2 separate regions of the Homo sapiens genome follow, and region 1 is linked to region 2. A link is an interaction called in ENCODE POLR2A ChIA-PET data of the cell type or tissue named here. Cell type or tissue: PC-3. All regions are shown on one strand. Each heading gives the region's core, and the rest is flanking DNA. Links, peaks and the distances in the headings are about the cores only. Region 1 overlaps LOC105378305 (a long non-coding RNA gene). Region 2 overlaps LOC105378305 (a long non-coding RNA gene).

What was found. ChIA-PET counts read pairs that join two places held together with the same protein. Peaks named below come from ENCODE experiments on the same cell type or tissue, not always from the same donor. Only the 100,000 strongest peaks of a DNase experiment are listed, where the experiment ranks them.
Region 1: POLR2A ChIA-PET joins it to region 2 with 9 read pairs; 2 of 35 experiments call an interaction of 5 or more read pairs at or near these places.

The regions. Positions count from the first base shown.
Region 1 is chr10:52,694,678-52,710,731 of GRCh38, reverse strand. All of the region lies in intron 1 of LOC105378305 (a long non-coding RNA gene), which reads left to right. Among named protein-coding and RNA genes, the nearest start is that of MBL2, 70 kb to the left of the region's middle. In PC-3, for the core only: no CTCF peak of the experiment used is centred there; a DNase peak (open chromatin) is centred at 7,091; H3K4me3 peaks cover 1,032 bases; H3K27ac peaks cover 1,331 bases.
Region 2 is chr10:52,626,620-52,642,673 of GRCh38, reverse strand. All of the region lies in intron 1 of LOC105378305 (a long non-coding RNA gene), which reads left to right. Among named protein-coding and RNA genes, the nearest start is that of MBL2, 140 kb to the left of the region's middle. In PC-3, for the core only: no CTCF peak of the experiment used is centred there; a DNase peak (open chromatin) is centred at 9,813; H3K27ac peaks cover 1,438 bases.

The DNA.
Region 1 (16,054 bases), core at 6,624-11,623, 69 kb before region 2:
TATATACATATATATATATAATATATATATATATATTGTCTGGGCATGGTGGCTCACATCTGTAATCCCAACACTTTGGGAGGCCGAGGCAGGCAGATCACTTGAGGTCAGGAGTTCGAGACCATTCTGGCCAGCATGATGAAACCCTGTCTCTACTAAAAATACAAAAATTAGCGAGGCATGGTGGCATGTGCCTGTAATCCCAGCTACTTGGAGGCTAAGACAGGAAAAATCACTTGAACCCAGCAGGCGGAGATTACAGTGAGCGGAGATGGCACCACTACGCTCCAGTCTGGGCGACATAGCAAGACTCTGTCTCAAAAAAAATTTTTTAATAATATATATAATTCTATATTTTATCTTAGTCATCTAAGTAATATACAAGGTACCTTCTATGTGTCAAGTACTACTTTAGATGTTTGGCATACATCAGTGGGAAATATAGAAAAGGGGTATCTCTGCTGTTGAGAGGCTTCCATTCCAGTGGAGACAACATGACTACTAAATAAATAAATAAATAAACAAACAAAATAATGATAGAATAGAAGGTGACAGTGATATGAAAAAAATTAAAAGAGAAGTGTAAGAGGATTTGAGAGTGCAGGGCAGTAGGGGACAGAAGTTGAGAGACAGATTACAATATTAAATAAAAGTGTTTATGGTAGACTTCACTGAAGTGGTAAAAATCTGAGCAAAAACTTGAATGATATATAAGTTAGCAAGCAGTTTATGGGAGTTCAGTGTTTCAATTAGAGGGCACAGCAACAGCCGAGTCTTTATACCAGACAAGAACATCCAGACACATAGGCGTCACAGGAAACGGGCAGCATAGATTATCTGAAACGGGCTAGAGGAAGAGAAGAAGATGAGACCAGAGGCCAGCATGGTGGTCTGTAATCCCTACACTTTGGGAAGCCAAGGCAGGTGGGTCACCTGAGGCCAGGAGTTCAAGACCAGCCTGGCCAATGTGGTGAAACTCCATCTCTACTAAAAATGTAAAAATTAGCTGGGTGTGGCAGCAGGCACCTGTAATCCCAGTTACTGGGGAGGCTGAGGCAGGAGAATTGCTTCAATCTGGGAGGTGGAGACTGCAGTGAGCCAAGATCGCACCATTTCACTCCAGCCTGGGCAACAAGAGCAAAACTTTATCTAAAAAAATAGAAGGAAGAAGAAGAAGGAGAAGGAGAAGGAGAAGGAGAAGAAGAAGAAGAAGAAACCAGGGAGGAATGGGCACTGGGACATGTAGGGCCCCACAGACCATTGAAAGGACATTGGCTCCTACTCTGAGACAAAAGAGAATCATTACAGGGTTCAGAGGCAGAGAACCAACATAATCGCAATTACAGTTTAAAAGACTCACTCTGGCAAGACCAGAAGCAGGGAGATCTGTCAGGATCTCCTGCAGTAATCCTAGCTAGAGACAATGGTGGCCTGGACCAGCATGAGGACTTGGAGGTAGTATACAATTGCTTTGTAGATTTTTGAAGAAATACTAAAACATATACGTATGAAAATATAATAAAATTACGAATTCTATGAAAAAATAAATAGTTTTATTTTGCTGTGGACAAGATGCCTAGCAATGAGCCTCCAAAACTGATTTCTAATTCTAGGTCTAATTAGCTGTGCAAAATTAAAGTCTCTACATTTCATTTAAATACCAGTTAAATGAGGATATTTTTTTCTTTTAGGGGGTCCCTAAATTTCCTTTTTAGCTTTGAGAGTTGCAGAACAGGTTATTATTCTGAGTGAGCCAAAATTAACTTTAGTCAGATTAAATGCCATTAGGCAACTCTAATTTTTTATTCTTTCATTTATTCCTTCAATATTCACTTATAGCATGTTAAATAACAATGTATGAATTATTTAGAAGTAAGGTGAGGAAAATACACAGAAAATATCTTCCTTCTTTTCACAGAACTATTAGTCTTTAAAGGTGCCCTGTTTTGAATAGAGAATTGTCTTTCTTCTTTTTTGTTGATATGTCATAAAATTATCATTTCTTTCTGGTTTGCTACTTCCATTTACAGTATTAAATATTTCTCAAAACACTGTGGTCAGTGTGAACCAGTAATGAAAGATTTAGCTGCTAAATAAAAAGGTTTTATGGTAACTAGAAGAATGTATAAAGCAATAATTTTATAATATATGACTTAGTCATGCACTCATTTCTCATGCGTCAGCTTCTAAACGTTCTGACAGTTTTCTCCATTATGTGAGATCTGTTCAATTGAAAAAGTTAATGACTGACTCAAACATAAGTAAAACTGGTCATCATTCCACAGCTATCTATTGAATGCTTATTATGGACCAGACACAGTTTTAAGCAATAAGGAAACTATACAGGTTTGTGGTCCCTGCTCTTAAGAATCTCACTGTGTGACCAGGAAGACAACACAAAATACATATCAACATAATGCATTCGATTAAGAGCTACTATGAGAGACAATGTAATTAATGAAAGTGAGCTCCATTACCTAGGTGTAACAGCATGCCATCTATGTAACCTTTCTAAGCCCCAAGATCTTCACCTGAAGATAAAAATATAGGAATTATTTTAAAGATTAAGAGTATTATGTACATGACCCATAATAAATGTTCAATAGGCACCACTTACTGTTATTATTGTTATGAAAATTATATTATTAGTGTAATAGAAGTTTAAGACTCAAAATTACCAAAAGCACAGAGGCAAGAACTCTGCCCTCTTAAATGTCTTAGACATTATGTTATCATCAGCAACAAAGCCTCAAGGAAGCAGCGTGGAATGGGAGTAAGAGCATAGGGTTGAGAATGAAGTAAAGCAGAGTTCAAATCTCAGACTTGTCATAGGTTGTGTGACTTTGGCCACTTACTAAAGTTGTCTGAACCTTAGTTTTTTTCTGTACAAATGGAGACAACCTACCTTGCAGTGCTTGGGAGAATATCTAGGAAGATAACAAATATCTACAGTGCTTAGCACAGGGCTTAGTATATGAAGGGTTTTCCATAAAAGGTGGTGTAAAGGATTATTATTAGTATAGTCATGAGTTGCATAATGCATTTTAATCAGTGACAGACTACACATACAGCAGTGGTCCCAGAAGATCGTAATACCATATTTTACTGTACCTTTTCTGATTTATATTTAAATACACAAATACAAGGCATTGTATTACAATTGCCTGCAGCATTCAGTATAGTAACATGCTATACAGTTTTTAGCCTAGAAGCAATAGGCTATACCATATCGCCTACCTGTGTAGTAGGCTATACCATCTAGGTTTGTGTAAGTATACTCTATGTCATTTGCACAACATCACCTAACAACACATTTCTCAGAATGTATCCTCATCCTTAAGCGGCAACCCATGATTGTATTATGAAAAGCAAAGCATGAATAAGGACATCAACGTTCTAATTTAAGTGATAATTCTTTCACTTGTAGGTATTACACCTTGAATCAGTTATTAAGTCTCTTTACAGGCTCGTTTGTTTTTAAAGTCTCCATTCTTATTCAACTTCAGTAGCACTGAGAGTCTTACTATAGGCCTTGCTTAACTTAGGAAGGAAAGGACACTTTTAAGAAGAAAATGGGCAGAACAAACTCCCTGCATCTTCTCCATTATCGGCATAGACGACTTCTTTTGAAAATATCATATAGAGTTTTACCTTTTTCATTTTAAAGCTGGAAGTCATAAATCTTATCATCTGCCTCCATGTTAAAATACCAGCATTGTCACAGTGCCACCATCCTGGGAGGGAGGGTCCCTTGGGTTATTGCAAAACTAGAGGGTTATGATGTACAGTTTAAGCTAATGAAGGTAGGCTTCCAGTCAGGATGTGGAGTCACTCCCTGCGGTGAGGCCGTTAAATAGCCAGGAATGAGACATGTCTATAATTAGAGAAGCATTAGGCGTTAGTGATCCCAGTGACCAGGGAGCCTGTGCCCAATGGCCTAGTCAGACTGGCTGGCTACCCACCCAAAGCTATTTCCTCCATCATTCAAAGTCAGAAGCAATGTAATGAGGGGTGGACTAACAAATTCCATGAGCTGAAACTATCCATTCAAAAAAATAAATAAGGTTTCTGAAAAATAGGCTTGAGCATTTCATATGCTTAGAGAAAAACAAAAGCAAAAACAAAAGCATGGTATCCACTAAAGCAGCAGATTGAGAAAAATGTACCTCAGAACTATGAGTAGCAAACCACAGACTATTATCACATCATTGTTCTGAATCATTTCTATGGTCTGAAAATAAAAGCCAAGAAAACTGCAACAAGTCATTACGTTTCTCTGGAATATATATTTATTTAAAATGCAGTAAGTGTTCCTTGTCAGGGATCCCAGTATAATCAGCAAGGCTTATAGGCCTAGAATATTTTGAAAATGTGGGCTGTGAGAAAGGTGGCAGAAATGCTAGTCTACCTTCATTGTTTCACAGATGAGGGAATCAAAGCTGAGGAGAAATAGAAGGAAAATTAATGTAACCATATCTATTAATTAAAATGCATTGCGTGGTGGCTGACGCCTGTAATCCCTACTCTTTGGGAGGCTGATGCAGGTGGATCACTTGAGGCCAGGAGTTCGTGACCAGCCTGGCCAACGTGGTGAAACCCTATCTCTACTAAAAATACAAAAATTAGCCAGGAGTGGTGGCCTGCACCTGTACTCTCGGCTACTCAGGAGGCTGAGGTGGGAGAATCGTTTGAACTTGGGAGGAGGAGGTTGCAGTGAGCCAAGATCATGCCACTGCACTCCAGCCTGGGCAATAGAGTGAGACCCTGTATCAAAAAAAAAAAAAAAAAAAAAGCATTACGTGCTTTTTAAAACTTCACTCAATTTTCATTTTTGGCCTTATTTAATCTTCAGTCCAATCTAATGAAACAGTGATTATTACTTAACATTGTATTCCCAAGAAAACTAAGTAACAGAGGGGATGAGTAAATTTGAAGTGCCGTGTTTGAAACCATTTGCCTCCAGGTGCTGTTTTCCTTATAACGACATATTCCATGCCTTGTCTAATATCTCATCACTACCAATATCGTTAGAAACAATAATAGGATCTAGATTCTATTTTATCAGGCCTTGTATTCCTTTTAGCAGGTGATGCCGCAGACCTACAAGTTCTGAATACATTTATGTGCATTCATTTGCTTGTAGTTGTGAAAATTCAGACATTAAAAAAGAAAATTCCCTGAAAGAATTGAGTTTATCTCAAACCTGTCCACTGAATACTCTAGTAATATACCTATTGATTCATTCATACATTTTATCTGTTTTGTTTATTGCTTTATCTCTATTGCCTAGAACAGTACCTGGAACATAGCAGGTCTTTACTAAATTTTTGTTAAAATGAATGAGTTTATGATGTTTCTGCAACGTCCTGCTACACACTGCTCCAGGGGCTAGGGCAATGGTGAAGAAATACAAGGTTCTTGCAATATTAACCATTTTTTTTTTTCTTTTTTCTTTGAGATGGAGTCTCGCTCTGTCACCCAGGCTGGAGTGCAGTGGCGTGATCTCAGCTCACTGCAAGCTCCACCTCCCGGGTTCATGCCATTCTCCTGCCTCAGCCTCCTGAGTAGCTGGGACTACAGGTGCCCACCACCACGCCCGGCTAATTTTTTTGTATTTTTTTAGTAGAGACGGGGTTTCACCGTGTTAGCCAGGATGGTCTTGATCTCCTGACCTCGTGATCTGCCCGCCTCGGCCTCCCAAAGTTCTGGGATTACAGGCGTGAGCCACCACACCCTGCCTTTGTATTAGCTGTTTTAAGGCCCTGGACTAAAGTATTTTTAATGACTTCAGTTTAAATTTACATGTACCAGTGCTGAAAACTATAGAGGAGAGTGCATATAGTCCATAGCAGAAAGTACTTAGAGTTTGATAAAGAGATGAAAGAGAAAGAAGGAGAGCAAAGACTTCAACTAGTCTACCAAATATTTCTCAGATGTCCACTCATTTATTCTTAATATGTTCACTGAGTCCAATGAGACACACAATATGTGTTCTCTGATTTCTTGCAAATCACTTCTTAATTACTAAAGACTAGTGGTTTCTATATTTATCAATATTGTCCTCTATGTCCTTGATGTATTATCACTATTGTTCATAATTTTAAAATTAATTTAGATTTATAACTAACCAGAGTTTACCTAGATGAGCTGCACACACAAAAAAATTATTTTCAAGATCTATTATAATGTGGGGGCTATCCACACAAATAAAGTAAATTGGAGAATTGTTCAACTTATGACTTTGGCAACTATAGCCAGACAAGCCAGGTAACTCAGGCTAATTATTTGTACAGCTTTTTGCTAAATCTAAGTGTGCATTTAACAGAATAATCCACATCAAATTCCTCTTTTCTCCAGAGGAGCATAGCCTTTTCCCATTTATTTTTATGTTTTCAGTTGTTGCTTGTAACTATGACCTCATGTTCCTGTTGATTCAATTCCAAAAGTCCTGCTTCATTAGATTACAAAAAAAAAAAAAAAAGCACCTTCAAATATTTAGACTAACGCATCCTGTGTATTACCAGTCTGGTTGTCAATTATGGTGAATTTCATATGAGGAAACAGTGATCAGCCGTAAAACCACAGAAAATGGAGTCCCCCACCCCCAGTCTCTCTTTAAATGGGTGGAGTTTCCTTGGGGCAGTCTTAATGGCCTTGTCAGCCCGTCTTCCTAATCACTGATGCTTGCTGATACAGCGCACCAAATCACAATTTATTTCACAGTCTTGTTCTATCAGAAAGAAAGAACTTTTGATTTACTGCTAATTAGAATAGGCATGTTTCCCCAGAAACAGGCAAGTTTGAGGGATGATGTAACCAAAACCAGGTTTTTGTGATAAGTCAGAAAGATTTAATGTGATAGAAAAGGCATTATTTTCTCTGTGAAATACACAATATCGTTTCTGTATCAGACGGGAAAGACTGAAAATACTGAAGTCAGTTTTCTTACATTTGAAAGACAGACAGGAAATTTTTTCAGAATGCTAAATCAATCCAGAAGGTATGTATAAAAAATTGTCGGTTTCTGACTCATTGACAAACAGATAGTAAATAAACAGGTATAGAATTTCTATCACTATTCAGAAAGTGTGTTTGCCTGTTTGGCTGGGAATTGAATCAGAAATTACAAGTTAGTTACAAATAGTGATTCATTTGAGAAAAAGGAAAAAAAAAAGTCATAAAATGTGAATTGTGTAGTTCCCAAACATAAGCATTTTGGTATGGACCACAAAGAGAGCAACTCAACAACCTTGCAACTGTCTAAGTATAAAAGGCAAAAATTCTGTGGTTAAAAAATGCTTTCAGTCATTGTATTTATATCACTCAAAATTCCCAAGGTTACAGGTTGCTGTTTTTAGATATCCTCAATTTCAGTGCTACCAATTTTATCTGAAGATTTGGTTTATTTGGGGGCCAGGGGGTAGTTTGGGGAGAGGATATTATATTCCAATAGTTTTACTCAGAAAACAAATGCAAGTATGTCTGAAGCTCACTCTAATATACATTAGAGGAATGGTGCAGTAGTGTTTCAAAAATCTGTATCTATTGGTATTATAGGCTCAAGGAAAAAATCCCCTGTGTATTTTGAGAAATGACAGTGAAATGTATATTTCTCACAAACACATCAATAAATTCCCCAGTAAATAAAGTGAACTTGGACTGGTCCAACTAATAGACCAGCCTTGAGACCCAGGGCAATTATGAAAATTGTACCTGAAGCCCTCAAAATTCTGCTTTACTTTTTAAAAACTGAATCTATTCCAGAGTATACCACTCAGGGGCCTTTAATTAATTCAGTCTGTAAGATTTAATAGTCAGGTCTCAAGCCTGTATTCCACAATGTATCCATTTGCAAAAGGCTACTGAGCATTTACTTTGTTCAGAATCCTTTTATATAAGTATATGACATAGCCTCTGGAAGTTAAAAAAAAAAAAAAAAACTATGTGACTATAAGCTTTGTTTGCTTGTTTTGGTTTCCTGCTTTAAAAATACTGAACTAAACAGCCACACAGTATAGCTAGTCATTAAGCTATATACACATATATAATTATATATATATTTTTTTATTTACTGAAAAAGCCTATTTTAATATAAAATACATATATTTTATTTACTAAAAACTATTTTATTATAAAATACGTCTTTTTTAATTACTGAAAGAGGCTATTTTTAATAGATTAGAAGACAGTTGAGATTTGTTTCAATACAGACAGAAAACAATTTTTATTTAGGGCTACCTTTTCTCTGAGAGAATACATGTAACATGCAGAAGTATATAACTTGCTAAATAAGATGGAAAAAATCTCTGACATTGAGATTTTCTAGTCTCAAACTTTTCCACCAAAATACCCATAATTGGTACCTAGAATAGAAGAAGCTTCTGCTCCTGAAGTGTCTGATTGTTTAGCCTAAAACCAGACACTCAAAATTTAATGTTTTTGAAGGCTCATATTTTTAAAACTGTGTATGGATTTTACATACTATTCAAATATTATTTTTGTTTTTTCTTATTTTCCACCAACTAATGGAGTAAAATTGATAGTCAATGAAGATGCACCAACATGATGGGCCTTCTGGCCTAGAATAAAATAAAATAGCTCTTAAAAGTATGTACATCCCAATTGTAAAGCAACTCATTAAAGGGAGTACCCTTAGACTAGTATAACTTTTTTTTCATAAAAAGTATGTACTTTATTAAACTAAGACTATTTTTACAGCATTTATGAAGGAAAAAATAGTAGTTTGGACTGGCTTTTTTAAGATCAACCCCAGGCTAGAAACTGAAGGGCTCCAAGTTGTAACTAAACCCACACTTGTTATATGACCTTGAACAAGCCAAGCAGGCTGTGGCCATGATTATGTATACAAACCGCCTACATGGGGTGTCAAGAGAAGGTCAGTGTGTTTACTCCAGCTGTTTTTGTTATACATGCGGAATGCCACACAGTTGTTCTGGGTATGGCAGTCAGAGTGGATGCCAGCACAACTGTAATGAATAGACTGCCAGAAACAGGCTGATTATATAGACTAAATGCAGAGTCAAAACAATTAAGAGAATGAATCAAGTAAACCAACATCTTTGTACAAAGATTGTGTAGTCTGAATGAACTATACTATTGATCAGATAATCAAAGTAATTGTTAAAAATCTCAATATAGATTATCTTACATATACGACATTCCTGGCAACTAACACGTATTTTTAAAATTAAAACAATACATGATAGCAAAGTCTAGAACACAGGACTCCATTAATAAACTTCAAGTTTTCAACAAATTCATATTCAAAAGGAAATGAAATTTTAAAAAGCCAGAAGACCTTAAAAATTATTGTAAAGAAATAGCCATGTGTTGGCAAAATCTGGTTTGTAGTAATGTATAATTTTCATGTAAGATCTGAATTTTTAAAGGAAAAGTATACAAACTTATTCATGTATTTACTTAGGATGATAAATTAATTTATCTTATTTACTTTGTTTCATCCTATATTTCAATACATTTTAGTTTGGCCCAAAAACATGATGCAAGTCAAAAATTCCTGTGGAAAACCAGTTTATTAAATCCAGAAATTTTAATCACACCTAATGATAATTACTGCACACAGCTATTGACCCTTTTTAAAGTCCTGAGGTCTGAGATTAAATCTTCATAATGTCAAATAAATAGTAGGATTGGTAGGATTACCTGGCTCAATGAAGGAAAATAATTCAGTCAAAATAATTTATTTGTAATTTCATTTTTCTGTTGTAGTAATATCATAAAATCCTGATTGAGATATATGGGAACTATGAAAATTTATACTGACATACATTATTCAAACTGGAAGATACTTTAATGAAATCTAATATAAACAAAATATAAAATTAGTAAGTGAAAATTCTTAGGAAAATACATAAGGTCATATAGTATTCATCTTTATTAACATAATCTTAAAATTTTTTCTTTCTCACTATAGTATTAAAAGGATGTATATCTGGATTTTTTGAATAACTTTTTTCAAAGTTAATATTTCTAGTGAATATTAGAGATAATTAGAACCTTGGTTTTTCATATTCTTTTTTCACCCTTTATCATTATTGTAAATTTTATAGGAATGATTTTTATTGTATATACTTAAGGCATACAATATGTTTTGATATACATATAGCTAGTGAAATGATTACTATAGTTAAGCATATTAACATATCCATTACCTAACACAGTCACGTATTATGGTTTATATGTGTGAGCATGTGTTAATAGCACCTAAAATCTATTCTTTTAGCAAATTTTTAATATACAATATTATTTAATATTCTTTATACATTATTTAAAAATGTAGACTAAGGGTAGTATATATATTAATACATAATATTATTATTATATATATGTGTATATGTAACTATATTGTGTATTACATATACATAGGATGGTCATACAATTTATCATAAAACCAGGACCCTTTCAATGATGATGGATGCTATTTTACATTGCAACATCAAGCATAAACTGGGTTTGTCTTGAGCTAACAGATACTTGTTTATCTTAGAAACAATCATAGTAACTTCATTCATAGACACTAAGGGAGGGAGTTATTAGCTTGCTTCATAATCACAAAATACGTCATATTTCACAACCTAAAATAGAATCAGTGTTCTGTATCTGCATGGGTTCTGCATCTGCAGACTCAACCAATTTTTTGAAATAATACAACAATAAAATAATACAAATAAAAAAGCAATACAGTACAACAACTATTTACATAATATTTATATGGTATTATGTATTTTAAGTAACCTAAAGATTATTTAAAGTGTACAGTAGAATATGAGTAAGTTATATGCAAATATTATGCCTTATTTTATGAGACTTGAGCATTTCACGATTTTGGTATTTGCAAGGGGTTCTGAAATTGATCCCCTGTGGATTCAAAGGGAAGACTATACACTATCAGCCTTATCTCATTAACAGGACAGAGTGTATCCCAGGCATCAAATGTGAGGTAGATGTATACATGTGATGTGATTGGATTTAGAGGACATAGAGCAATTTGAGTTAATGAAATTAAAGTTGAGAGTCTAAGAATAGGGAAAGACCAAGAGAAGTAAACTGATTCATAACAGCTTTGTTAAATTTTTAAATCATAGGACAGAGTTCTTGGAACAATTTTTAACAGAAGTTTCCACTAAAATAGAATTAAAACCATAAATTAATTCTATAGAATCAATTATGGTTATCTAAATCTACTACTTTTCAATAGATTTGGATTCATGTCTTAGCATAATGTATATTTTTCATTTTCTAAATGACAAACTGGAACTTTTTTATTAGATTATGAATCTTATCAGAAAAATTCTACAAAGTAATTTTACTTATTATTTATATGACACCTTAACCCCAACATTGTCATGATTACTATATTTGTCAAAAGGGTAACAAGAATAAAAATTTTCTCACTTCTTCTCTCATTTAACAAATATTCATCACAGTGATTCTCAGACAGCAGAAATAAGAATCACCTGGAGAGCTTGTCAAAACAGACTGTGGGTGCCCATCCCCAGAGTTTCAAATTTAGTAGGACTGTGGCAGAGCCCAAGAATTGACATTTCTAACACATTTCTTAAAAGCTTCCAGGTTATTCTGAAGTTTCTGGGTACCACACTTTGTGAACCAGCAATATATCGAACATGCATTATTTGCCAAGTGCTATATGCTGGAAGTACAGCAGCAAACAGCAAAACAGACACAAATTCCTCCTCTCATGGACTTTATGTAGTGAAGGGAGATAGATAATAAATATATAGTTAAAATATACACCATGTAAGACAATGATAAGTACTGTGAAGAAAAGCAAAACAGGAAAAGGGACATATGATGAAGCAGTGAGAGTTATATGATGAAGAAGATGAAGCCTTACTCAGAAGAGAAAATTTAAAGACCTTAAATAGCTGGAGTTTGAGTCAAAGATATCTGGAGGAACAGTAAGTTCAAATGCCCTAAGCCTGGAGAACACCTGCCAAGTTTAAAGAACATAAGGAAGATCAGGATGGCTGAATGGATAGGAAGAGTGGAAGAAAACAAGACAGAGGCAATGGGAGAACCAGCTTAGATGAGGCTTTAGAGGCCATTGAGAGGTGTTTGGCTTTTATTGTGAGAGACGGGGAATCCATGGGTGAATTTTTAGCAGAGAAAGGGCATTAGCTGATCTGCATTTTTAAAGAAACTTCAGGGTTACTAGGCTGATAGTAAGAGACTTGAGTTCAAGAAATACGTGTAGACTGAATATATAAATTTGTGTACCATCAACATATTGATGTTATGTAAAGCTGTGAAATTTACGAGCTCCCCAGAGGAATGAGTGTGACTTGAGAAGAGAAATTGTCCAAGAACTGGCCCTGGGGAAACTGAACTTTAAAGGTCATGATAAAATAAGATATCAGCAAAAAGCTGTGAAGGAGCAGCCATAAAGTAAGATGAAAATCAGCAGAGAGTGGCAATCTGGAAGCCAAATGAAGAAAGTGGGTCACTGGGAAGGTGTTCATCAGCTGCTGATAGATGGAGTATGATGAGTAATGAAAATTAAGTTTTCACATAAACAACATGGATGACAATGGTGGTGTTGACAAGAGCTGTTTCAGCGAAGTAGTGGAGATGAAAAGCTCAGCTGGGGTGCTTCCATGTGAGGATGGGAGAAGAGCTGTTAGAGAGAGAGTGAGCACACGCAACTCATTTGAGGGGTTTTACTTTTGAAGAAAGAAAACATGTGGGTGACAGCTGGAGTAGAATGTGAGACCAGAAGAGGGTTTTTGCTTTTCTAAGATGAGAGAAAGTATTGAAACTGTTGAGACTGATGGTTAATATTAACGTAGAAAAATTGAAGATGCAGAGAAACAATGGATAATACTAGAGTAATATACTTCAGGAAGAGGGAAGGGCTGTGACCTGCCCAGGCAGGCTTGAGGTTATATTGAAAAATGGACTGTTCATCCATGGTACTATGAAGGATGGCAGAGTATATGGGTACAGATTCAGACGAATGTGTAAATGAGGTGGTGAGTGTAAGGTCATCAACCTAGAAAGAGAATAACAAAGAGGTGTCTGAGATCTAAGGGGAGATGGGGATGTTTAAATATTTCCCAATTAAGAAAGAGAAAGGGAAAGAGAGAGTGGGTGACCTGAGAAATGTAGTAGGATTGCTAGTAGTACTAATGCAATCAATCTGATATTTTAAAATCATTATTTTACTTAAAATCCTCTGGGGTTTTTTCCAAGTATTTGTAGAGCTACTAACCAGAGCAATATGAAGATCCTAAGGTCTCCCTTATTCAAAATTTGCACAAAAAATTAAATTCATTTGTTGGACCTGTCAATGAATCTACTCAAACATAAATGTACTAAGCTGGATTTCAGGATAATTTGGGCTAAAATATGCTAGTGCATTCTTGCCTTTTGAAATGTAACATAATGAAGTGCTAAATATACTATTATTACAGTGTTCCAGCTGACAGAGAGACAATGACCACAACAAGAAATCCAGAAGTTCCAGGACATAAAATAGAATTATGCTCTTCTATCTCATGGAAGAATTCTATATTTCACATTCAATGTTGTGTTATATAAATCAATTACAGTTATAGAATACATTTCTATTCATTAGAAACTAGCAAAATCTCATTTATTTAAAAAAATTCTTCTCAAATGTCACCTCCCCTATGAAGCCTTCCCTGGCCACAGCCTAAAAAGAATTACTGTTTCCCCCTCTGAGAGAGTACTGTATATGTACATACCACCTATATTACCATCATTACTCAATATTGTGATTAGTTATTTATTTGTATAATTTCTTATTAAGGATGAGCTCCTTAAGGACAGGGACAGTGTCTTATATATTATCGTGTAGTGCGGCATGCTGTGCTTAGGAAATGTCTAGTAAATATTTCTTGAACTTAATGTTTTCTGGAGGCAACAAATTTTGTTACAAATTTAAAATCATATTGTGTATTTTGATCATATATGTTATAAATTAAGATAATTTATCAAAAGCTAAAAATATGTTTAATTTAGAACTGATATGAAAAATAAGAAAAGGTATAAAAATATTTTAAAATCTCTTACAATCCCACCCTTGGTATAACCCCTTTCACTACTTTAATTTACTTCTTTCCAGTTCTATTTTTAAATATAAACTTTCTTTTTTGATTTGAAATTATTTTATATAGCTTTATGTCATGCTTTTTCTTTAAAGAATATAAATATATTTATAAATAACTATTTCCTGCATTGTTACATAATCTTTAAGAATATACTATTTATTTATTTATTTATTTATTTATTTATTTAGAGATCTAGTCTCACTCTGTCACCCAGGCTGGAATGCAGTGCTACGATCTGGGCTCACTGTAACCTCCACCTCCTGGGTTCAAGCGATTCCGGTGCCTCTGCCTTCCAAGTAGTTGGGACTATAAGTGTGCACCACCACGCCCGGCTAATTTTTTTATGTTTAGTACAGACGGGGTTTCACCATTGTTGTCCAGGCTGGTCTTGAACTGCTGACCTCAAGTGATCCGCCCGCCTCGGCTTCCCAAAGTGCTGGGATTACAGGTGTGAACCACTGCGCTCGGCCAAGAATATACTTTCTAATGGCTGCATAATATTGTTATTCCTCTTTTGGAATTTAACTATCCCTTATTTATACATTTATATTATTCTGACTTGGGAGATAATGTAACAATGAACACCTTTGTATAAAAATATTTACTCTTATCCCTATTATTTCAACAGGATAAATGCACTTAGGATTTGACACATTCATAACCAGTGACTCAAATATTCAAGGCTTATTCTAGGAGGGTCAGAGTCATAGAATGTTACCCAAAGTTTCTAAAATTTTTTGTCCACAGAACATACTGAATCTGGGCTGGGTATGGTGGCTCACAACTGTAATCCCAGCACTTTGGGAGGCCGAGGTAGGCAGATCACTTGAGGTCAGGAGTTCAAGACCATCCCGGCCAACATGGTGGAACTCCGTCTCAACTAAAAATACAAAAATTAGCCAGGCGTGGTGGCGTGTACCTATAATCCCAGCTACTCGGGAGGCTGAAGCAGGAGAATCAATTGAACCCAGGAGGTGGAGGTTGCAGTGAGCCAAGATGTCACCATCGCACTCCAGCCTAGGTAACCGAGTGAGACGCCATCTCAAAAAAAAAAAAAAAAACAAAACCCATATGTCGATCCTTGGAGAACTATGTCTAACTACTTCCCAGTAGAGATGAGAAAAACATCCCATAATATTAAAAAATAAAAACAAAAAAATACTCTCATTATGTCCACACAAAATCTATATTAGAATTAGTTATTTCACAATAAAGAATGTTATGGGTAAGTTTACCATTTATGATGGTCCTGGGTAAGAGGAAAATGGAGGTCCCTCTACCAAGTCAACTCTGCTTTTGAGGAGGCCCAAGATCATCTCAGTGCCAAAGCATGGCTTTCTTTTTTTTTGAGACAGAGTCTCTCTCTGTCACCCAGGCTGGAGTGTAGTGGTGCGATCTCGGCGCACTGCAACCTCCGACTCCCTGGTTCAAGCGATTCTCCTGCCTCAGCCTTCTGAGTAGCTGGGACTACAGGTGCCCGCCACCACACCTAGCTAATTTTTGTATTTTTAGTAGAGACAGGGTTTCACCATGTTGGCCAGGATGGTCTTGATCTCCTGACCACATGATCCACCTTCCTTGGCATCCCAAAGTGCTGGGATTACAGGCGTGAGTCACCGGGCCGGGCCAAAGTGGGGCTTTTTAATGAACAAGACCAAAACAGGAGCCACTCTTGTCAGTGTATAAGCATGGTACTGTTTATAAAACTTCAGAGGAAAGAGAAACCACTGTGGTTAACTGCTATCTGAGAAAGCTTCATAGAAGAGGTGAACTGGGCATTGAAAAATAACCAAAAAATTATAGTTTATAAAGGAAGAGAAAATGGTCATATTATCTGTGCTAGGCAGAATAATTCCCCACTCCACCTCCCAGTGATCATGCCTTAACCTTCAGAATCTGTGAATATGTTACCTTTCAAGGCA
Region 2 (16,054 bases), core at 7,355-12,354:
AGCCACTTAGTCCATTCCTGTCAGAAGAAGCCAAATCACAACTGTAGGGTGAACGCCTCATGATTTCCCATTGAAATGCTCACAAAATTGCCCTTGTTTGATGAGAGGATTCTCTGGTGAAGCTTTCCTGGGCATTTTTCTGCTCTTTGGCTTTCTCAAAACTCTCGCAGAATAAGCAGATATTCATTGTTCTTTGACCCTTTAGAAAGTCAACAAGCAAAATGCCTTGAGCATCCGCAGAAATTGTTGCCATGACCTTTGCTCTTGATCAGTCTGCTTTTGCTGTGACTGGACCACTTCCACCTCTTGGTAGCCATTGCTTTGTTTGTGCTTTGTCTTCAGGATCATACTGGTAAAGCCACATTCCATCTTCTGTTGCAAATCTTCGAAGAAACGCTTTAGGGTCTTGATCCTGTTTGTTTAAAATTTCTGCTGAAAGCTCTGCTCTTGTCTGCATCTGTTTTGGGTGCATTGGTTTTAGTACCGATTGAGTGGAAAGTGTGCTCAATTAGTTTTTCAGTCAGAATTGCATAAACTGAACAATTGAGATGTTTATGTTGTTGGCTAATGTTTCTGCTGTTGTCAGTCTTTGTTAGTTAGGACCCAAACAAGGTGATTGTTTTTTTTTTCCTCAAAAATTGATGTGGATGGTCTGCTGCTGTGGGCTTCATCTTCAACATCATCTAGTTCCTTCTTAAAGCAGGTTATCCACTTATAAACTGATTATTTATTTGGGGCATTATCCCCATAAACTTTTGGTAAAATAGCAATGATTTCATCATTCTTCCACCCGAGCTTCAACATAAATTTGTTTGTTCTTGTTTATATTTTAGCATAAGTTATGTTGCTCTGATAGGGGCTTTTTTCACACTGATATCTTATCCTTCTTAGTGCTTCAAACTAGATCCTCTTCAGATATGTTATAACTAGTTAATATGAGTTTATTTTGGTGCAAAAAATCTTAAAACTCCATGCCTTATTTTTAAAATAATATGCATTTTTTTATGAATTTTTTGAAGACTCTTCCTACAGTAAATAAGTATATAGTTTTGTTTTAATTTACCTTTTTTCCACACAAATGTCATCACCATGTAGGCAATATTTGTAAGATTTTAAAAAATTTATCAATAATCTTGAAATAAATTTTAAAATATTTATTACGTGAAATAACTAAAGAGTTTCCAAATTAACTAAGAAGTTCACAAATTAGAAAATAAATGTTAAACAGTACTTAAAAATGTCCCTTTTTTACTATTAGTTCTAATGTGTCAAATTTAGCATTTTTAGTCAACTTTGCCATGTACCAACTTTCACACTGTTAACTTATAAATGAAGTTTATCAACATACTTTTAAAGTGGTTACCTTCTGTATTTACATTGAAAATGTTTTTTGAACTTATTTTTACTTATTTCCTCAAAAAATTACTTGCCCTTGAAATTTCTCATATGGTATGATTCCAAAATAACAAAAAGCAAGCAAACAGACAAATCTCAGAATGCAAAATTGTATTTTACATCTTTCATAAGTGGCTTAAAATAAAATTTAATCTTTCAACATACAAATTTATGCATAATTTTTAAAATCACATGGTTGGTCACTTTCTCTTGTAGTAAATTATATCTAAAGACTTTCCCCATGCAGAATTATTTGTAAATCAAATGACTAAGTTGTCTAAGTCCAATTGAAATTAAAAATAAAAATATATTATAGTTTAGATGGAATATATATTTAATTTCTACTTCTTGTAATCCTTGTTATATATACAGCCAGTAACTGAAGAAAATCATTATCACAGATGAATACTAAAAGGCAAATTTTCTTGAGTACTAATCAACATATAAAACCTACTATAGTATTGTATGTATTTGGGGTAATCCATAAACCTATATTCCATTTGCATACAATTATAATTCCATCATTAAAAAAAATTCACATTGTGTAGCTAAATAACTAGAATGAATGCTTTCCAACACTTTGGAGTTTCCTTTTGGAACAATATTTGCAAATGTCATATAATCTCCTATTGCAAGTGTGAACTTTTGCCAAGCCAAAAAATAAAATGCTATAAAAAATGAGATCCAACTGTGTTTTAAAATATTTTCAAAGAAAAGGGAAATATTAATCCAATCATTCCTTAAATGGTATTGGATTTGTAAAAATAGGGTCGGGGGGGGGTAGATTTTATGTCAGCGGTTGCTATGTTGATAATAATAGTAAGTTGTGTTCATTTTCTCATTAAGGTATCAGTACTTCACTTCATTAGTTTTCTAATAAACTCAATACTGCATATGAAATATTTAAAAAGTCAAAGATTTGGATCCCTGGCATCATATAAAGTCTTTGAACATCTACCTGAAAAATGTTTATATAGAACAGATTCACAGAATTCCTTCTTATACAAACAGCCCACATCCATGTTACATACCCATTCTCCCCTAGAATTCATTGGTGAGGCTTGCACAAGTCAGGAGGAGGAAAGAAAAAGGATGAATGAAAGGAAGAAATATTGTTTTGTTTTGCTTTGTTTTTTATACTATCATAATACTGAAAATACCTCTGGACTTAATTTGGGCAAGGAAATTATTTTGGGGCTAGTCGGTAAGTCGAATATTTATCTGGAGTATGTAATCGCCCATATTTTTATTTTTATATTTTATTCTTGGCACAGTTAGCACCTTGCCAGCATCTCTTGATACAGTCACAGAGTAAGCACTTTCATAATCTCATTTTTGCAATTACTATCTCTCCTTCCTAGGTAAGTGGTTTAAAAAAAATGCATGCTGTGCATTTGTGGACTCTGTGTCTCTCTCATGGGCTAATTGGTTTACATGCAGTTTTTGTGGTTAGCCACTTAACTCTGAAGCTGTTTTTTACCTCATGATTCATGACATCCTTTTCACTATATCAGGTTTTGGAGCAATTGTTCTAGTGTGGTTGAGCATGCAATTATCTTCTCATCATTTCTGTTTTTGTCCCTCATCCTCACCCTTTTGAATTCTTGCTAAAGATAAAAGAAGGAGTTCAAAATTAATGTAAAAATGGTATCTGCAATATAGGCTAAAAGTAGAAATGCCTGGAAATTCAAATATCAACCATTTTGGCTATTCTGGGAACTCTAAGATATCATGTAAATGTGATGATGTGGAGAATTGCAGTATAATTTTGATGGTTACTTTTTAAAAAAATTTCTTTTCAGATGTCAGGGTCATTGTGAAAGAACATAAAAATCTGCATATCCAAATGCAATGTTGATATCAAGTCAGCCACTATTTTTTATTAATACACACACACAGTTTTCAATTTTCTGCTGGGTGCTATGGATGATATAATATCAACAGAGGATGAGGATTGTGACAAGAGAGTATGAGGGCCAAGCACGTGAGTCTGTCCCTAACTGCTCTGGAGGATTCCAGTTTCTGCCCCTTATTTTCTCAAAAATGTCTGCTTCGTATGATTGCAGGGAGGATGAAATAGTTTTGTGTAGCACATAGACAGCACCTTCAACAAAGAAAGCTCACAACTAGGTAGCTGTTATCTTATTACAAAGCAATCCATTGGCAAAGGCTGACCTGCGTGGGCTGGATTATAAAAGCATAGATATTTGGAAATAGAAAGGCTTTTGAGAGCCGTGATCATCAAGAAAGCTTTTATGGCCTTTGGGATAGACTTTAACTGAAGAAAGTAGAAACTGGTACGAAGGGGAATGAGAACAAATCTAGAAGGTAATTTATCTAGAGAAACTAAAGAAACTTATTTGATAAGGAAGGATGGTTAGTGCGGTGAGTAATGGGATATGGGATGGCAAAAAATGAAGATGGAAAATGGAGGGAGTTAAATTTTGTGTATTTGCCAATGTAGTTATAAAATATAAATTTAGGGACTCTTTAGAAAGGGGAAATCTGTCCCTTTCCTTCCTAAGGCAGTCCCAATGTATTTGAACTAGAGACTCAAGATCATTGATCTAAAATCATTCCTAATGATTTTGCTTGTTTATATCTGGATAACTGTGAGGTTACCTTAACAATCAGCTTGCTAAGATGAAGAATATTTCAAGAGAATAATATTTAGCTATTTTAGAACACTGGCCTTAAAAATAAAAGGAAAAGATGTTCTGAGGTGTAAGGAAGAGAGATATAGAAAAAATGGGATGCTGAGGGTTTTTTTTTTGTTTGTTTTTCTTTTTTTTTTTCTTTTGAAATGGAGTCTCGCTCTTGTCGTCCAGGCTGGAGTGCAATGGTGCAATCTCAGCTCACTGCAACCTCCACCTCCCAGGTTCAAGTGATTCTCCTGCCTCAGCCTACTGAGTGGCTGGGATTACAGGCATCTGCCACCATGCTCAGCTAATATTTATATTTTTAGTACAGATGGGGTTTCACCATGTTGGTCAGGCTAGTCTCGAACTCCTGACCTCAGGTGATCCACCCACCTCAGCATCCCAAAGTGTTGGGATTACAGGCATGAGCCCATAGTGCCCGGCTGATGCTGAGTATTTATAGGGACATATGGATCGTCATGGCGGTGGAACCTAAAACAGAATGTGAGATCTAAAATAACGAAGTCTGTTTGTGCTATCTTTGCAGGGCTTTCTTTGTTCCTAATGTCTCACTCTCTTTTCAAGTTCAATTTTTCTTAAAAATATATACATACCCTTATTCTCTCAAAATCTTAAAAAGATTGAAATAACCTCTGCATATATCTTTTAATTTTGTGTACAAATCAGAGTCTGTGAAAGAGATAGCACCCAGTACCTTCTGGCCGTTTTGGCACTGCCTGGCCAAAAGTTGATTCACTGCTTACAGAAGGTTAGACCAGTAGCTGCCTGGAAGTCTCCCCACTGCTTCAACAGCATACTTCACTAAATGACTGGCTAGACAGGCTGGTTTTTCATTGAAGTACCAGCTATGTATACATCATTCTTTTCCTTCCTGAAACAGAGAAACTCTTGTGTAAACATGGGCCAAGTCCAAAGTCCATGTGAGGGGTGTCTCCTGTTATTCAGACATCCATTACCTGGATAGTGTAGCCAAGTAGTTCTGGAAAACCATCCTACCCTCAGTACTGTATTTATGTCTGTTCTTTCCAGAGTAGATCAATGCACAACAAATGGCAAGTGGTTTAATAACAGAATGCAATTCTAAAAATAATAAACAGCTTACCTGCTCAAAACTCTCTTACCAACTGACATGAAAAGGATCTGAAACTTATGTCCACTTCTAAATGAAGGCATTGACTTTAGAAATCTGAAAAGATGCATGTGTTATTTATGAGTGTAACACAATCACCCATAAGTACTTTGGCAGGATGAAACCCTAAAATAATGGGATCTCGGACAGGTTAGTTTTGTTCAGAGAGATTGAAGCAGGGGATGTCTAGGGTGTGATGAACTATTCAGGGACTCTGGGATGGAATCACAGTGCACTACAATCTCTCAGAAAGAAGAAGTCCTATGAAACCATTTGGATGGGAAAACAATGTTCATTGTAGCAGTATTCACAATAATTAAGACATGGATTCAACCTAAATGCCCATTAATGACAAATTGAATAAAGAAAATGTGGTACACATACACCATGGAATACTATACAGCCATGAAAAAGAACAAGATCATGTCTTTTGCAGGAATAGAGGATGTTATCCTCAGCAGACTAATACATGAACAGAAAACTAAATACCACATGTTCTCACTCCTAAGTGGGAGCTAAATGATGAGAACTTATGAACACAAAGAAGGAAACAAGAGACACTGAGGTCTAGTTGAAGGTGGAGGGTGTTGTAGAGGTTATTACATCACCCAGGTATTAAGCCCAGTACCTAATAGTTATCAACAAACCCCTGTGACATGAGTTTACCTATGTAACAAACCTTCACGTGCACCTCCAAACCTAAAATAAAAGTTAAAAAAGGAGAGTTGTGTGTAGAATATATTTATAAAATATTTTGTCCATTTCCAAGCTAGTACTTTTGTATAAATTAAACTAATTTTGTACTGCTCTATTAAGATGGATAAACACCAAATTTTATAAAATTTTAGTCAAGAATATACTTGAATAAAATGCTATGAAGACTATTGGCAATATATCCAAAGTATTTTTAGGTTTTAAAATAACAACGCACAGATCTGGGAAAATTAGTCTGATAATGCCTATCCTCAGAAATACTTTTAGCCTTTAGAAAAAGATATGTGTTTAGCTGGATAAGGTAACATGATTGAGGTCATTATATGATTCTACAAAAAGTTATAATAGACTATTTCATCAATAACAAATACAGGTTTTCTTCATTTCTTTAAATATTTAATTATTGTTCTAAAAAATGGGTAGTATAGGAAACAGGAGGATATTGAATTTTGTGTATTTGCCAATGTAGTTATAAAATCTTTAATATAAATTTAGAAATTATTTAGAAAGGAAAAAATCCATCTCAACATGAAATATCCAGTTTTTCTTTGTGTCTATCTAAACATAAATGAGTGTAGTTTTACTTTATATTCAGAAGAAAACACTTTTTTTGATGGATTTCTCCAAAAGAGAATATACAAAAGAATTTTATAAGTTTTAAAAGTTTACCAACAAACTATTTAGTGTTCAAACCTTGGCAGTCTCAAATAAAATAAAAAGATTTATGTTTATTTAAGCCATTGCAGGACAGAAAGACATAACGTGAATATAAAAAATTAACCAAAAAGCAAGTTAAACAACATTAAACATTTCAGAATAACAATGTTGCCAAATCATATTTCACTGAGAGTTCTAAACCACAGTCATTGACTTTGCCTACTTCAGGGTATGAAATATTTTTATGGATGCCAATCCACCCTCATGGCTAACCACATCACTTAGTACTTTTAGATGTTGGATCAAATGAGGCAGAGGAAGAAGACATTGAGATCACTCATCATAAATCCCTAGTTTTCAGAAGGACATTTGTTTGAAAAACAAAGGGAGGTGTGAAAGTGTAGCTCCAACCCTTCAGAATCCATTGGTGGAACTTGTCAGAATTTCAAAAGAACTGTTTGATTTCCAAAGCTGATGTTCCAAAACCAGACCAAGTTGGATATACTTTTAAAAAATCCAAAGAAAGCACATGCAAATTAGAGGTTACCCAATGTTACAAACTTAGCCAAAAACTTGCTGTAGGTTACATAATTTGTGTCTTGTGTTTTTGTCTACCAAGTGCTGAAAAACGCTCTGGAACACCTCTTTTTTTCTCTTTATGGTAACTTTAAAAGAAGTTTTTCTGGGGGAACATGGTATAGTTTATAATCAGCATTACATCTTGTATTTTAAGACTGATTGGTAACATTCGAAGTACTGGCCGTGGCACCCAATTGCTAGAGTATATACTGTGGAAGTTTGTAGAAAACAAGTATTCTTGGAATCTCGTGGGTAGTCTGTGAAATCTATTAAATTATATTGCTCACTTTTTAATAGATATTAAATCCTCTTGTAACATGTCCTTTGCAGAGACATGGATGAAGCTGGAAACCATCATTCTCAGCAAACAGTTACAAGGACAGAAAACCAAACACTGCACGTTCTCACTCATAAGTGGGAGTTGAACAATGAGAACACATGGACAGAGGGAGGGCAACATCACACACCAGGGCCTGTTGGGGAGTGGTGGTTGGGGGAGGGAGAGCATTAGGAGAAATACCTAATGTAAATGACGAGTTGATGGGTGCAGCAAACCAACATGGCACATGTATACCTATATAACAAACCTGCACGTTGTGCACATGTACTCTAGAACTTAAAGTATAAAAAAATAGATATTAAGTGATAGATTGGCCTTTACTTCTTATAATGCACTTGTAATAGAGAATTATAGGTCATATATATGTAACTTGACAAAATGACAAAATAGCTATTGTAGGGATCAAAACTAAAAGCTGAGTGCATCCCTCCCCAAATTCTCTGGTGCACTTTCAACTATTGTAGAACATTCCTATAAAGGTTTATTTTTAATAGTGGGGGGAGGGGGAATACTGTACAGATATCTGAATAGAATTTATGTAATAAATCCTTCAGGTCATGAGTAACTTTCTTTAGAGTCATATAACTATTAACTTTTAGAGTTAGAAAGGATATTAATGATAACTTAACCCAATCACTATATTTTAATACATGATATAGCTGAAGTCCAAAGATATGATGAACTTATCCAAAATCAAAATATTATTAAATAAAAATAATATTCATAACCATTATTGCAATAAACCTTTAATTGCTTTAAAAAAGTCTATTATTGCTCCAAATGTGTCCAATGAATTAACTTATATAATCTTTTCAACATTTTTATAAGGATGAGTACAAATATTGTCCCCACTTTTTTTTTTGAGACAGGGCCTCACTCTGTCACCAGACTAGAGTGCAGTGGCATGATTGTGGCTCATTGTAGCCTCAACCTCCCAGGCTCAAGTGATTCTCCCACTTGAGCCTCCCAAGTAGCTGGGACTACAGGTGTGTGCCACCACGCATGGCTAATTTTTGCATTTTTTTGTAGAGATGGGGTTTCACCATGTTCCCCAGGCTGGTCTCAAACTCCTGATCTCAAGTGATCCACCTGCTTCCACCTCGGCCTCCCAAAGTGCTGGGATTACAGGCATGCAACACCATGCCCAACCTGTCCTGTTTTATAGATGGGAAAACTGAAATGCAGAGAAGTCAAGTAATATGCTAATTAGTGGCAAAGATAAGGTTCATTTTTAGGTCAATGATTCAAAAGAACACTTCTGATATTTATATTATATTGAAGATTAGTTCATTACATTCATGAAGATTTAATTGAATCTGAGTTACTTACATAACACAGAGGGGAGAGTGCCCTAAATAATGACAAACAACTGACCTTAAATCAATAATTTTATTTAAGAAGGCATTGTAAATATCACTTTTGCAGATTCAGTTTTCTAAAGATTTTCAATTAAGAAATATATTTGAGTAAATATGCTGTAAGCGTGGTACAATTCTTGGCAATGGAGATACAAAGATGATAATTTTTCTCAAAGTCAAAGTCAGTTTGAATTCCTATCTAGTGATCATGTGGAAGGAAGAGATAACATTGAGAAGTTGAGAGAAAAAAATGACAAACATAGAGATGACACTGTATTTATTTATATACTGATAGGACAAATATTAAGAAATACTTATATTTTCTATTTCATATTGTCGCAAGTAAGGTGATCCGACTTTTGAGATAACAGCTTAATTTATGTTTTTTCCAAGCTGTATTAGCTTATTCAGAAAAAATACTTCCTCTTTTTAAAAGTTTGAGAAAACATATTCAATTCAATGCAAAATACTGCTGCTTGACATATATAATTTTTGTGTATCTTGAATCAGTATGCCTCATAGAGTATATATTTAGATGTAATACTTTAATCAATTTTATTGATGGAAAGATACTGATTTTAACTTCAGTGATATTTACTACCCTTTGGCTTGGCTTCATTTTACAGGAGATTCCAGTCAACTTTAATTTGTGCTATTTTAACATTTTACTACAGCTCTCACCCCTCCTGAGAAAGAATTTATTCCTCCTTCAAAATTTATGGGATTCCTTTATAACTTCTTTCTAAAAGAAAAATAAGTCAGGTTGTAATTAATTCCCTTACAGATAGTTTATGAAATTAGTGCTGACTCTGTCCCTTCCTTTGCTATGGTTTGTGAGGCCTTAAAATGTAATTTAAGAGGTGAGATTATAAGTACTTCCTTGTTCAGGAAAAAGCAAGAGGAAGAAAACTCGTCTCAGGAAATATAAAAGCCTTAAAAGAATGATTATTTTGTAGGCATTGTGAGGAGAGGGTGAATCATGTGTGAATTGTGTTCTTTCAAAACAGACTGTGGCAGTTTGTTAGGTTATAAATTCAAATGTGGCCTCACAAACGCAAGTCAATTTAAATCATGAGGAATCTTCACAGAGCACCATTTAGTCCATACTGGCTGTTACCAGGAGACCATTAAGCCACAAGGCACCTTCTCAGCAGGATCCCACAGATCAGCATTACTGGGATTGGAATTCTTCATTAGTAAAAAGAAGACACGAAGTAGTATAATGGAAAAAACTGAGCTTTCTGGCAGAGAGCCTTCTGTTATGTGACCTTGTGGCCGTGTTATATCATCTCATCCAACCTGCAGTTTTCTCACTGAAAAACACCTACCTTCCAGAACTTCTGTATCATAATGTGTTTGCTTTCTTCTATATCTCAGATCTGTCCCTGGTCTTCCAAAACCTATGTGGGTCTTTGAGAAAGCCTCAGTCTGGGCTTCACCTCTGTCATTTGTAAAAATTGAGAATATAGATTAAATAATTTAAGGATACCTTCCAAGTCACAATTCTCTAGGAAACTTGTGAAAGTGCATGGCAAAAATGGATGGTGAAATTAATATACGACCAAAAATAGGTAAGATATTAAAGATAATGAAAAGAATCTTACTTGATTTTTTTTACTCATATTTCAGCTTTGAAACCAAATAAGCTACCTAAGTTGTCACAATTTTCTTTTACTGATTTCAAAGATCTCCATGCAATGAAAGTCTGGGGGTGGGAGTGGGGGCGGATGGGCAGGACATAATTTGACCTGAGGATAATAAAAACAGAGTATTTGAATCTGGTCATCATATGGCATTTAAGACAGCCACCACTTCCATCCTTCCCAAAGCAGACCTGGTTAACCAATTTTAACACTCTCAGTCCAGACTTGGGTTTAGCATTAAAACATATTGATCACTATGCTAACTATTTAACCCATTTAACCTCATTATCCTTTAAGATAATTACATTCAATTTCATTGAGTAGCCTGAGGCTCAGATGGGAAAAACTTTTGGCCAACAACAACCACTGGCAGGCAGTGTAGCCAGCATTCTTGCCTAATTCTTTCCACCTCCAAGGCCTGTGCTCTTGAAGACTGCACTGTATTGCCTTTCCTCATAGTAAGAATAAGAGGATTTGAAAGATGAATTCAAATTGAGCCTCAATGTTATTTCATTCATTTCATTCCAAATGTTTATTGTGCTTCTGCAATTTGCCAGGCACTGTTCTCAATGTAGGTGATATATCAGTCAATAAAGCAGAACAAAATCTAGTATGTATACTTATGGGAACACAAATAACAAACAAGATCAGTAAATGCAATTTAAGGTATATTAGTCTTTGTCTATGCTACAGAGAAAAAAAAAAGTAAGGAAAGTCAGGGTGGCAGACTATGAATTAGTGGGCAGGGAAGTTCTCATGAAAAGGTCATATTTGAGTGGACAAGACTTGAGGGAAGGAAAGAAATTGGGAGAAAAGTATTGCAGGCAGAGGGAGAACAAGTGCATAAACACTTAGGAGGGAAATCTGGCACAGTGTCTCAGGGTACTGAAGTGGAGAGATCAAGTGATAGATAGAATAACAGGAAATAAATCTAGAGACAAGACGGGCTAAGAGACCAGACTGAGAACCCTGTGGGGCATAAAAAGGACTTTGCTTGTATTTTTTGAGCAAGATCGGAAAGAATTGGAAGGCTTTGACAAAGGAGGGCATGATTTGGTACTGCGTATTGACTAGCATTATGAAAATGTTGACTATTTCTTTGATGAAACAGAATTATAAATATATATTACAACTTAAGTCCACTTAATGTACATAATGTGATACATAATGTACATAATGTGTGCTGTTATGGCCTGAATTGTGTCTCCCTAGATTCATATGTTGAAGTACTAAGCCCCAGAACCTCAGAATGTGACTATTTGAAATTAAGGTCCTTAATGAGGTTTTTGAATTAAAATGGGGCCCTTAGGGTGGGCCGTAATCCAATCTGACTGGTGTCTTTATAAGAAAAGATTAGAAAATTCAAAGAGACACCAGGATTGCACACACAGAGGAAAGATCATGTGAGGGCACAGTGGGAAGGCGGCTGGTTGCAAGCCAAGGAGAGAGGCATCAGAAGAAGAAACCAACCTTGCCCAACACCTTGATCTTGGACTTGCCTCCAGTACTCTGAGCAAATAAATTTATATTGTTTAAGTCACCCAGTCTGCGATATTTGGTTATATCAGTCCTAGCAAACTATTACGTATGCCTCAGTAAACCATGTAGTCAAATGCATGTTTCCTTCTTATGGGGAATGAACACACTCAAACTACAACAATGATGATAAAAGTGCTTTTGCTTCCTATTCTTCCCACTATAAACATAAATATTCTTAACATTTACAACATTTGCGATTTATAAAACTATTTTACATGCATTACTTCACTGAATCATTACAACAACATTGTATTTTTTCTTAGTGAATGAATAGAACAAAAAGGAAGCTTTAGGAAGAAGAAATATCTTCCTCAAGATAAGTAACTGGTTAGAAACCAAAGCAGTAGAAGAAGAAGGAATGGAGTTAGATGGTGTCTAAAATAATCTCATAGATGACTTACTCATTGTAAAGCTGAAAATGTGTCTGTAAAGTGGAGAGATCCCCACTTGGTAACTACCTTAACCAAAGGATAAAATGGTGGTAAAACCTGAAGTTGTGTCAGTCCTGATGCAATGCAATATGAAACACTTAAAATACAAGGAATAAAATACCACCTATGATGTGTTCTTGTCACAAATGTTAATTCCGAATCTAAGCAAGCCTTTATATCTACAGCTTCATTTATGGGAAATACAAGAGATTGGGCAACATGTTAAACTATGCAATGAGGAAGCAATAAAACAAATTCAGAATATGAAACATTTTATGAGAAAATTGGTCTGGACTTTTCAAAAAGTGAGTATCATGATAGAGATGTGTGTGTAGAGAAAACTATTCTCTAAAAGATCCCAAAGAGATGCAACATCTCACACAATGTATGAACCTAAATTGAATTATTTGGGGATAAAAAGGATCTAGAAAACACATCCTTGGCATAAGTGGCAAAATTTGAATATGGATTCAATATTAGATAATAGCAAGGGATTTTTAATTTGTTATCTTGTTAATAGTATTATAGTTATATAACAGAATGTCCTTATTTTCAAGAATTTAAGTGTGAAAGCATCATGACTGCAATTAATTCTCAAATATTTCAGAAAAAATATGTGTACTTATACAGAGAAATATATAAAATAAATATAGCAGTATGTTAATTTTTCAATCTACATGACATGTATACCATGTTCTTTGTACTTGTGTTTGAATTTTTCTGTTTATTTGGAAATTTTAATAGTAAAAACTTGAGATTACGAAAGGAAAAAACAACATTGTACATCGAATGTGCTCAAAGAAAGTAGACACTGGTACAAAGGATGAAATGGTGATTCAAAGAGATAGACAAAGAGAGGCTGCTAAATATCTTGCTAGGATTGGCCCTTATTAAATTAGAGACTAACTGAACTGATTTTGAAATCTCTTTTTCTTACTTATAAATGTTCACAAAATAAACTAAATAAAAGCTTCCCCAAATCTTTCAGAATTTTAAACTGCCTCATGTTCCTCTCTACTTCTTTGATAAGGTAGAAGATATGAGCTTATGAAATTAAATTAAACTATAACCTTTTTTTATATTTCTCAAACAACCTAATTTGTGTTTCAGAGTTTCCCTTCCTTCATTTTCTCCCCTAGTTGCATGTATATTTCAGGAGCTCTTGAAATAACAATCAGCTCTTAGAGTCTGTGCTAGTTAGTTTCAGGCAGTTATAACAAAATACCATAAACTGGGTAGCTCATAAGCAACAGAAGTTTATTTCTCATAGTTCTGGAGGCTGTGACGTCCCAGATCAAGGCGTCAACAGATTTAGTGTCTGATGAGGGCCACTTTCTCATAGTTGGGACCTTTTTGCTGGGTCCTCACATGATGAAAGGGGCTATCTCTTGTGAGCTTCTTTTATAAGGGCACTCATCCCATTCATGAGGGCTCCACCTTCATGACCTCATCACTTCTTTAAGGCCCCACCTCTTAATATTGTTGCATTGGGGATTAAGATTCAACATGTGAATTTTAACACAAGCATTCAGATCATAGCAGTCAGAAGGGTAGGATCTGGCCTTTTTTACTCCATGCTCCACTGAAATGTACATAACCCCAACTTGTTCTTGGCTCCCTGTTCACACTAGTTGCTATTTTGACATCACTCACCCTTGTTCCTAGGCCTTCCCTTGGTCAGATCTCTTTCAATTATTTCTTTGTTCTTCTTCAGGGCATGGAAAACATGCAGATGCTCTACGCCATGTTCTAGGGCCTCTGGAAATACACTGGGGCTAAATAAAGCCATGTTCCCACAGAAATCACCTCTTAATGTGTAACCTACAGCATGAGCACAATTTGGGTTGAAGTCAGAACTCTGAGATGTTGCTACCTTGCTTGCATAAGACTCAGATCCTCAATGTATGAATTTGTTTATTTCTCCCTTCCCACTTCCAGGTTGCTGATCTATGTGAAATGCAGCACATAGATCCCTTTCTTTCAGTGACAGGCTGCTATCTAAACTCTCTTACTCTTCTTCTCTCTTCTTTTCAACTATCCCTCGGTTGATAAAGCTTTATTTAGCTTTATCTATCTAGTTTTAAAGGTAAAACATATTCACTCTTAATGCATAGGGTATCCTCCCAAATCTTTTGTCATGTCCCAAGAAATAAATATTTAGTCTTTGTTCTGTTGATTCTCTGGGTAATCACTTCTCTGAGGTTAAGTGTATGTCTCAGCTGCTGTTTAAATTACATGAAGAGAAACAAGGTAAGAATATAGGAATACTAAACTGTTTGTTTTACATATGAATATGTTATCCGCTACATTTATAAAAACACTGACATGTAGTTATTCATAATTCCACCAGAAGACCATCTTCCCATGTCTTATAATTTGGTATACATTAGTTCCCTCCAATCATTTTTGACAATAAAGTGTCTTAAATTAACTCAGACTTTTGTGTGCCAAAAAAATGAATACTCTAAAAGAGGGCAAGCCAACATAAATAAAATGTGAACCATAAATGTAATTTTTAATTTTCCAGTAGCCACATTAAAAAAAAGATGTAATTTATCTTATCTAGCCCTATATGTCTGAAATATTATCATTTCAATATGTAATCAATATTTTAAAAATATGTTTTATATTTCTTTTTCCATAATAAATCTTTGAAACTTGGTGTGCATTTTATACTTACCATCAATTTGAGCTAGCCACATTCCATATGCTAAATTTGGGCTAGCCACATTCCATATGCTAAATACAGTAGCAACTGTATTGGACAGTGTTGCTGTAACAAAACATCAGAACCTTTAAAACTGAGAACACATTGAGAAGTTGCTGTCTACAATCCAGAAAGAAAGCCTTCATCAGAACCATACTATTCTGGCACCTTCAGTCTGACTTCCAGCCTTCAGAGCTGTGAGAAAGAAAGTTCTGTTGTTTATGAGCCACCTAGTCTATAGCATTTTGTTATAGTAGCCCAAACTAAGACATTCTGCATGTCTCCAAAAATGACACCCACCCCTTCTTCTCCCAGTTCCATCTTGTACCTCTGGCTGATAAAGAGCATCAACATAATCTGTCTTGAATCTGGGGGAAAACTGAGGGTCTTACCTGAAAAAAATGGATGGATTTGCTGTAATGCCTTGCTTTATTGATAGCTTCAAGGCACAAAAGAAGAACTTCAATCACTATGAGAAGAACATCCAATCACTAAAACAATCATTATTGTTTTGTTATATAACTTTTGCAGACATTGAAAGTGGATGGTAAAGAGCCATTTAGGACAGCTCCAAAAGTCCTTGCCCTGGGTTACTAAGGAGCAGCATCATCTATAAGAATAAATAAAACAAAATCTGAGTAGGGTTACAGATGGCAATACCTTCTGTTTTAGAGATCTTTAGTTTGAGGTTTTTTTGGGACTCCCAAGTAGAGATGTTCAGTGGCTCGTCTGATCCATGTATCTGTTTCTCCAAAGACAGAAACTTGGGCTTTAGATATGGATTTCAGAGTCATGGTTCACAGGTGAAGCTATGGCTATCAATTTCAAAAAATACAAGATTTTTCTAAGCTAAAACAAAAACATAATTTCTTCCCCAGGTTTAAAATTTTCATAGAATTGTG